2 separate regions of the Homo sapiens genome follow, and region 1 is linked to region 2. A link is a contact called in ENCODE Hi-C or POLR2A ChIA-PET data. All regions are on one chromosome and are shown on one strand. Each heading gives the region's core, a stretch centred on a gene start or an enhancer-like site at or near the end of the contact. The rest is flanking DNA. Distances are from core to core; before and after follow the strand shown.

Region 1 (4,516 bases), core at 1,315-3,814, 54 kb before region 2:
GCAGTGTCCAAGCCCAGAACATCCTTTCCCAAACCCTCTAACTTTAAAAGGGATGCATGTGTGCCTCACCTTGCAAAGGAACCTGATGAACTGCACATGGAGGTGGTCATAATTACAGTCCTAACAAATAAGAATGCTAGGCTGCTCAGTGTCTGCAGAAGGGAACATTTCAAGGCATCTCCCCATATAAGTCTCACAAGGGTCTGTACGGAGACTTCCTATTTGCTTCAGATGGCCTCTCAGGCCGTGATACTCAGCAGATGGGGAATAGGAGAGGAGACCTTAGGAAGCAGAGAGAAAGACTGGGGTCCCTGCACCTGTGCTCATGACTGGTGACTCCCTACCCACATCACAGAGCAAGGCCCAGGAGGCTCCAGGCTCAGCCCTCCTGCTGCCAGAACTCCATCCACATCCTACAACTGAAAATAGCATATATGTCAAGGGTATTGGTTTTGGTAACCCTAAAGGGCTATACCCCTTCACTAACATTTCATGAATAGCTACTTTATACCAGGCACTATATGCTGTGTCTTGGAGATACAGCGATGAACAAGCCTTGTTCTTATTTATAAAAACTTTTCAAATAACACATTCTGAGTTTTCTTCCCCCAAAACAGTCAATTTGGGTTGTTTTTCACTTGTACGTCAACTTAGAGTGGTAGTTGTTAATACCTGGAAAAACCAAAACAAAACAATAAAGACCTAGATACTTTACCACTCTCCTATTTGTTTTTCTTTTCTTTTTTTTTTTTTTTTTGAGAAGGAGTCTCGCTGTGTCATCCCGGCTGGAGTGCAGCAGTGCAGTCTCACTGCAACCTCCTCCTCCTGGGTTCAAGCGAGTCTCCTGCCTCAGTTTCCCAAGCAGCTGGGACTACAGGTGCGCGCCACTACACCCGGCTAATTTTTGTATTTTCAGTAGATAAGGGGTTTTGCCATGTTGGCCAGGCTGGTCTCGAACTCCTGACCTCAGGTGATCCACCTGCCTCGGCCTCCCAAAGTGCTGGGATTACAGGCATAAGCCACTGCACCCGGCTCACGCTCCTATTTCTAAATGAAATTAATAGGATTTCCTCTCCTTGGCAAGTAGCTGGATGCTATCCAGTGACTGGTTCTGCTTGTTTGATGGAAGGAGATCTTTCCACCCCAGGTATTGAGGAGATGTTGGTGCCCCAAGAGATGCTGCTCCCAGGACCCCCAATCTCCAGGGCATAGCCTTTGGACAAACACACTCCAACCCACAGCCCCAGACACTGTGTACCTCCAGGGGCAATTCCATCCTTCGAGGTGCTTTATACTTGTACATGAAATCCAGCAGGTCTTCCTCCTCGTCGTCAGAAAACGCCAATGGGTTTTGGACCTGGTGGGGCTCCCATGCCTTCATACCACCCTCATTCACATCTCCCTCAACCACTTAATGTCCATTTACAATCTACACAGATGAGACAAGGTATAGCAAGGAAGCATCAGTGCAGGGAGCAGGGAAGGGCAAGGTTAGGCACACAGCACAGCAAACCAGGCCTGTGAGGACAGCTGAGGCCCCTCGGTCTGAGGAAGCACTGATGTTTTGGGGGCCTCCTTACAGGGGATCTGGGATTGTGAAAGTGCAGTTGTGTGAATCTCCAGGCACTGTGCACAGAAACAACCACAGACTCAGAATCTACTGAATTCTGAGTAATTCAGTAGATTTACTAAGGGGGCATCACTTCCCTGGGTGAAGAAAGAAGCGGCTTTAACTGAGACACATCAATCCCTGCAGCTCAGTCCTGTGATCCCACACCAGGTGAATGCTCAGGGAAAGAATCTCCTCTAGAGAGGATGGCAGCAGTGATGTGGGGTGGGGTGGGAGAGCAGTTTCTATGTTGTACATACAAGCCATGTTGACATTGTATATTATACTTGCATATTCAATTCCAAGCATCCTGTAAGAGACAGGATATAAAATGCCAGGAGGCCTTAAGTGATAACCTTAAACAAAGCTATATAGTTTTTTTGTTTGTTTTTTTTTTTGCGAAGGCCCAGTCCTAGAGAAGCAGAGAAACCTAAGGAAGGAGAATCTGACAGATGCCTCTGCCAAAAAAAATGATAGCAAGATTCCTGTTTCAGTCTGCCTTGAATACATCTGCGGGAAAAGCTTCAGAATTAATTCATCTCATTGAACGCACAGTATTTTTTAAATGTTAAATGCTAATACATATTCCATGTCATCTGCTAGGCGGTTCTTAGTTGAGATGTAAAATATCTTCTGCCCCTACCCAGCTTATCTGGTATCACACACACACATTTTTCTATGCTGCATCTATTGTTTTTACCTAGAATCACAGAATGCAAGACTAAGGGGTTCTCAAGTCATCTGGTCCAATCACCGTGAGGCCTCCAGATAGAAACCACAGCTCTTCTTGAGACACCCTGCTCCTAAGAACATATTCAGCCACCGAATGTGCTCTCTCTCCATCAACAGTGGACTTGCTAGACTATACCACCACCAGGCGTGGAGTAAAAAAACAGACAACTGAACCCTAATCTTGGGCAGCTTTACCAGTTACCACTGCTGTGCTCCCCAACAGCCAGCAGGAAGCAGCACAACATGCAAAGCTGAATTTTAGGCTGGGGTGTGATTGGTTCAGACTGGGCCTTAGTAAGTAAAGTCCTGAGATCACTGATGTTCCTTTGATTTTTAAATTACTATTATTATTTTATTTCTACTCTGCACTTCCCTCAGCTTATTTACTCTGGGCTTAGTTTGTCCTCTGCTCCCTTCCTCTGTCCTAATCAGCTGCATCCTGTTGAGCACAAAGACCAGTGACTCCAGGGAGCCCTCGCTGAATACTCTGACCCTCCCTGGCCTCCCCACTCTGAGACCCGACAGTGCTTGGAGGCTGTGCCACACAGCTTGTGTTGGGTGCCCTGGTCCTCATGTCAGTCTCATTGCCTCAGCCAACAGAAGGCATCCTGAGACTGGGGGGCCATGGCTGATCCTCCCTCAGTCTCTCTGAGCACCTGACCCAGGGCTGGGCACACAGTGGCCACTCATCAACTAAACTAAATAGAATCCTGAAGTCATCTCAGAGAGCTCAGCTCTAGTCCCAAGTCAGAGCTTGACACCCCCATTAACCAAACCAGGAAATTCCTTCTGGACACAGATACCTCCTGCCTGGCAGGAGGGAAAAAAGACCAAAAGCCCTCAGACCAAGGCAAAAACTGCAGAAGCAGCCTGGCCAGCTCCACCCCAGCAGCCAACTCCATGACATGGAAGTGGGGTGGGTACCGGTTCGAGACTGTGCCTCTGCATATGCTGTACCCTCCACATCCAGGTCCAGGGCTTTCCCTGTACTGATGGTTGTGGGTGTCAGAAGGTGGCCCAAAGTCACCGTGAGATCCTCAGGCATCTAACAACCCAGGCTAGTTATCCAGTCTGGATTCACTGAGGCTGAGCAATGAACTCACACTTACCAAAATCACCATCATCACTATAATCTCAGGACTGAAACCAAAATGGCTTTGTGCATGTTCTCCACTGCAAGGATTGCAGGGTAGAAAAGAAATGACCCTCCAGCCCAGTAGGAGTGATGGTTCAAGGACAACCCAGATATCCAAGCAGGAATAGAAACAAGTGCTCAGCTCAGCAGAGGCTGGGAGCAAAAGAGGCCAGTGTGGGCAGTGAGGGAGCCAGAATAGCCTCAGGAAGAAGCTACAGAGAGAACCTCCTAAGAAGATAAGACATCTCCTAGTCACTGTGTCCGCTGAGCATTTCTGCCAAGAGTGTTGTCTATAATATTTGCCTTACTCTCAGAACCAGTGAGAATAAACATTCTAAATAAGACAAGCTTCCACGCCTCTAGCTGGCTGTTGCACAGTGGACTGAATCTCTTAATAATTGTATTTCCCTCTTTGCAGTGGTTTCAAGGAAGCCAGGTGTCTCAACAGTCTACACCTTGATGGTATGCATTTAAAATGTCCTTCTCCCCACTGATTCCATCTTACTTGCCCACTCCCTTCTCCCCATGCTTCAATTTTCTTACTTTGATTTGCTACTTTAGATATATTTCCACAAGTAGACCTAACTCCTTTTTATATCAGGAAGGAGTATAAATGGAGAAATGAACCCCACAGAACATAGTCCCAAAAGAGGGGCACCAGGAGGAGCAGGAGAGTGAGTAGCTGGGTAGAAAATCCCATGCTCTGCCTCCTCCATGTTCTTGTCCCTGAAGATCTAAAGATTGGTGACCCAACAGGTCCTTACCCCTGGCAACAGGCCTGAAAGAGTATTGCTATCCACATCTTAGTACTCTAATTGGCTCCCAGAGACAATGTGTGTGGGAGGAGGGTCTCCCGCCCAAGGTCATGGCCATAACAACTTGCAAACCTCAGGTGATGGTGGCCACGGCCTTGAGCCTGCAGAGCTGCCACTATGATGCCCAAAGCTGGGTTGCTTCTAGGAAAGGGCAGGGTTTCTGCCGTCTTCCACAGCAGGGGAATGGGTGTGTGGCCTTGGCTGATGTTTCTGTATTAGCAAATG
Region 2 (4,646 bases), core at 89-2,588:
GTATTTTTTGTAGAGACAGGGTCTCACCATGTTGCCCAGGCTGGCCTTGAACTCTTGAGCTCAAGCAATCCACCTGCCTCAGTCTCCCAAAGTGCTGGGATTACAGGCTTGATCCACCACACCCGCAAACTGGCCCCTAATTATTTTCATCAAAAGCTCATCCACACCCCTACCCTCTCACATTTTCCACTCCAACCATATGAGTCTTTCAGTTCTCAACAAAGCATCTTTTTTTGCGTCTGATTTCAGCCCTCAGATCTCAGCAAAAACGTGACCTCCTCTAGGACATACCCGAAGTTTGGGTAAATACCCTCTCCTTGTCTTTCTTTACAGTACCACACACATTCCCTGTCATAACATTTATCACACTGCTTTGAAAGTACCTGTTTATTCCCCTGCTTTTCCTAATACATTGTAAGCTCCCTGAGGGTGGAGACCAGTTCTCCTTATACATCTTTATATCTCTAGTACCCAAAACAATTCCTGACATATAATAGGTACTGAATGAGTATGTTTCAAATGACCGGATTAGAATGCTGGCACTGTGAATGGGACAGAAAGAATGGTTTCAAAAGGTTAAGAAAGAGTATACTTTGAGAAATACTGTCTAGATGGCTTTTTGAGAAGAAAAGACAGAATTAGACAACTTGTGAGGCAACAGATGCTCCCTATGAGTGCCTACTGAGTTGATGACTGCATAAACATAGGAAGAAAGGCACCTGTTGAAGTCAGGACATCAGAGACTGATAATTATGGGGCCACTTGCACCAACAAGAAAGTAAAGAAAGAGCCAATTTAGGCAGAAGAGTTTGAGCTTTATGTGGCTCAGGGCAGCCAAGAAGATTGCCCAACGGATTCCTAGAAAAGCAAGACCAAAGCTCAGGAAGGAGGTTGAGGCTATGGACAGAGATGCTGCAGCCATGGCAGAGAGGGGACTTAATGCATTCTCCTGAAGAAGTTCCCATGATGCACTCCTTTGAAATACTTTCATGCAGAAAGAAGGATCTGAGAATGACTCATTGAGGCTAACAAGGTCAACGGAACACTGGTGACTCAGAGATGGAAACCATAGCCATCTAAAATTACTAGGAAATGGTCTTCCCCATCATTCCTCGTGGAAATCAAATGACAGTTATTTTCCCCAAGGTTTGAAATATAATTTTCCATGTTTGAAAGATTCTATCCAAACCTCCCTGCAAGATAGGGATGAGGAGCCTGGGTGGGCCTTCAGTCAGAATAGAGAGAGGGAGCTATGGCCAATTTGAGAGGTAATATTCAGGAGTAACTCTCCTGGACAAATGGAACGTTGACAGTATGACTGGGGAGTCTCTCTAAACTGGTCAGGAGCAGGATCTAGGAGTGAAGAGATGGGAAAGATGCTGTGACCCTCAGCCACAGCAAGAAGCTCCAGAGCTCAGGGTAGGAAGCGGCCTGGAGACTTTCCATGAGCCACAGCAGCTGGCTGAAATTCCCTGGTCCATTCTACCCCACTGCCAGAGCTTCTGGCAGCCTGCCAAAGGCCTCCCTATGGGCTGCAGAGGAGCAGGCTTAGCTACTTCTTTAGCCTCACCTCACCTTTGGACTCTGCTCTAACCAGGCACATTCAATTTCTCAAGCCTTTCACACCCTCTTGCATCTGGGCCCTGCGCTTCAGCCTCACAGGGAATTCCCTGTGCCATATGACAGAAAGAAAAAATTCAAGCCTGCTTTACAGATGACTCTGCACCATCTGCTCACCGTGGATGGCTATATAGTCAGGGGTGACCCTAGGAGAGCGGGAAAGTGAAATTCCCCTGCAGGCAGGACTTTGAGCAGGGCACTTAGCCTGGAGGGAGAAATGCCCTAAGTTAATGTTCACGCACTGTCACCGGGTATATGAACTCCATTTTCTTATTTTCTATATTCTTGATGCTCTGGCATCTGGGGCCTCAATGATTACAGAGGGACTGCCCTTCCAGGGCTAGCCTTGCCCCAGCACACCTTTCATATGCAAACTAACCAATCCAGAGTCTATACTCTAAATTACTTCCTTTATGGAGCTCCCACAGGTTGGGCAATATTCCCCAACCATAACCACCCCAGAGCCAGGTCCCAGACAACTAGAGGCAGCGCCCACACCTTGGAGCCTGCTGAAATGATTCCACCTAGCCAATCTGAAATCTGTTTACCCTGTCTTGCCTTACCTTTCTCACAGAAACCACAATGAAGGCCACTGCCCACGTTTCCCACTCTCCGTCAGCCTCCTGACTGGCCTGGTGCTTCCCCATGTGGCCCTACAAAGCATGTGACTCTCCTACTTCTAGACTTCTTCCTTCATGACAGTCATTTCCACGTCTTTGTGACTTTCCATCCCTGAGTAAAACAAATCCCGGGCACATTTTCAAACACCAGCTAAAGCTCTGTCTAGAGGATGAGGTTCTTGGAAGAAGTGAGGCTGAGAGACTCCTGTTGAGGTGGTCTGGGAATGAGGTGAATGGGCCCAGAGAATGAATACATTGTTGGCCCAACGCTTATGCTCACCAACAGGTCCCACAGCAGAGGAGGCTCCTAGTGACCAAGTGCATGAGATGGCCAGGTCTGTGGATGTCGGCCAGCCTCCTTCCTCAGGCTTGATAGTGCATGTTCAATGGGCTCATGTACCAAACAGCCAAGTGGAAGTGACAGAGGTAGCATACAGGCTCAGCAATGTGGAATCCCTCTCACCAAGGCTGACCTGGCCACAACCACTGCTCAGAGACCATGTTGCCAGCAGCAATGACCAAGCATCTCCAGGCTGATACCATATCACAAGGCACCAGCCAGCCTTCTGGAAGCAGGTTCATTCCACCAGGCCCCTTCCCTCATGGAGTGGGCGGCATAGGGTCTTTTCTGGAATATTCATTTTTTCTGCATGTGGACTTGCTTTTCCTACTGCTCTGCTTCTGGCAGCCACACAGCAAGCTGTGGACTCAGGGATTACCCTTTTCCTTTTGATGCATCCCACACAATACTGCTTCTCATCAAGGACCCTCCTTTATAGCAAAAGAAATAAGGCAATAGGCTGATGCTTTGGGGAGTCATTGATCTTATGCACCCAATGCCCTGCGGTGGCTGGCCTTATACAGTGCTACCTGGCATTGGAGGGTTCCGAAAGCAACCAAGGTGGGAGTCAGCATTTTATGAGATTGGTGTGCAGTCCTGGAGGGTGCAGTTTCTCCTCTGAACCAGTGACCAACATATGGTGGTGCTTCTTAGCCAGAATCTAAAGGTGCAGGAACCAAGGAAATGAGGGTTCCTTAATCTATGATTAAGCCTGATGCCAGCTCCTTGCAATCAAAGTGAGGTCCGTGGACCAGCACTGTTGGCATCATCTGGGAGCCTGTTAGAAATGCAGAATCTCAGACCCCATCCCAGACCTACTGGATCATAATCTGCTTTTAAGGAGATCCCCTGTTCATTCATATGCATGTTAAAGTTTGAGAATCACTGCTCTAACGCACTCACAACATTTTTGCTTCTCATCCTCAGACCTCTGATCTCTGCTTCTTAATGACTTTGGTACTTGAGGGATGGATGCTTCCAACAGGGGATACAAAATGGTTTCAATGAAGTGGAAGCAGAGACTTATATTGTCTCCTGGTGGCTTCACGATACTCACGCCAGTAGGAAATAGATGATAAAGGGGCTTATGGGCTTTGAGGTGCTAACTGATCCTAATTATCAAGGGGAACCAGGACTGCTGCTACACAATGAGGCAGAAAGAAGAGCAGATGGAAGTCAAACAGCCTTGGGGGGGCCTCCTAGTACTGTCTTGTTCAGGGGTAAAAGTCAATGGGTTGCTTGGCGTGGTGGCTCACACCTGTAATCCCAGCACTTTAGCAGGCCAAGGTGTGTGGATTGCCTGAGGTCAGGAGTTCAAGACCAGCCTGGCCAACATGGTGAAACCCCCATCTCTACAAAAATGCAAAAATTAGCCAGGCATGGTGCTGCATGCCTGTAATTCCTGCTACTGGGGAGGCTGAGGCAGGAGAATCACTTGAACCCAGGAGGCAGAGGTTGCAGTGAGCCGAGATCGTGCCACTGCACTCCAGCCTGGGTGATAGAGCGAGACTCTGTATCAAAAAAAAAAAAAAAAAGTCAATGGGTCATTACTACAGCCCTACAGAGGCAAAACTGCCAAGACCTCAGATTCCTCAGGAATAAAGATTTGGGCCCCATCACAGGATGAGGAACAAATCCCACTAAAGCTCTAGCTGAAAGCAACGGGAGCATGAATTGGATGGCGGAAGAGGAAAGCCTCAGGAAAACCTGAGAAAGACTTCAGAATGGGTATCCTGTGGAATGCTAGGTGTCCAGCATGTCCTTCTGAATTATCTTGATTCTGCAGGTGTCCTGCTTTTCAATGTCTTTGAGCTATTTTACAACTTTATAAGTTAAAACTGATTGCAATGCATATAGTTTCACCCACAGAGGTGCAAATAAATTTTGTCCAGCAGAGATACAACTGATCTCCCCATCCCACCCTCCAAGTAATCAGTTTAATATTTATTAACAAATCCATTTCAACATTTCTGATTGCCTACATATGTCTGTTATTTGGGGTCTCCTTTGAACACCTTACTGGTTCCCTCATTAGTTCATAAGTTAAGCAAAATCTTCAACATGTG

The links. Hi-C counts contacts between places; a loop is a spot of excess contacts on that map. ChIA-PET counts read pairs that join two places held with the same protein, here RNA polymerase II (POLR2A). Pooled maps may share reads with other maps.
Region 1: a map of heart right ventricle shows a loop between it and region 2 (2.2-fold over the local background). The contact joins two enhancer-like sites. A Hi-C loop is called at or near these places in 11 of 168 maps with a recorded cell type or tissue (Right ventricle myocardium inferior, heart left ventricle, heart right ventricle and 4 more), 6 of 37 single-sample maps with no recorded cell type and 15 of 50 pooled maps. POLR2A ChIA-PET finds 5 or more read pairs at or near these places in 2 of 52 experiments (GM12878 and activated T-cell).

Annotation. Positions count from the first base shown.
Region 1 is chr2:86,218,712-86,223,227 of GRCh38, forward strand. It overlaps REEP1 (receptor accessory protein 1), which reads right to left. Exons shown (of 9, transcript NM_001371279.1): 8 at 1,259-1,410. Among named protein-coding and RNA genes, the nearest start is that of MRPL35, 22 kb to the left of the region's middle. Within about 2 kb of position 2,565, at least 3 of the 41 ENCODE cell types and tissues checked have a DNase peak (open chromatin) inside an H3K27ac peak, as active enhancers do.
Region 2 is chr2:86,273,458-86,278,103 of GRCh38, forward strand. All of the region lies in intron 2 of REEP1 (receptor accessory protein 1), which reads right to left. Among named protein-coding and RNA genes, the nearest start is that of REEP1, 62 kb to the right of the region's middle. Within about 2 kb of position 1,339, at least 8 of the 41 ENCODE cell types and tissues checked have a DNase peak (open chromatin) inside an H3K27ac peak, as active enhancers do.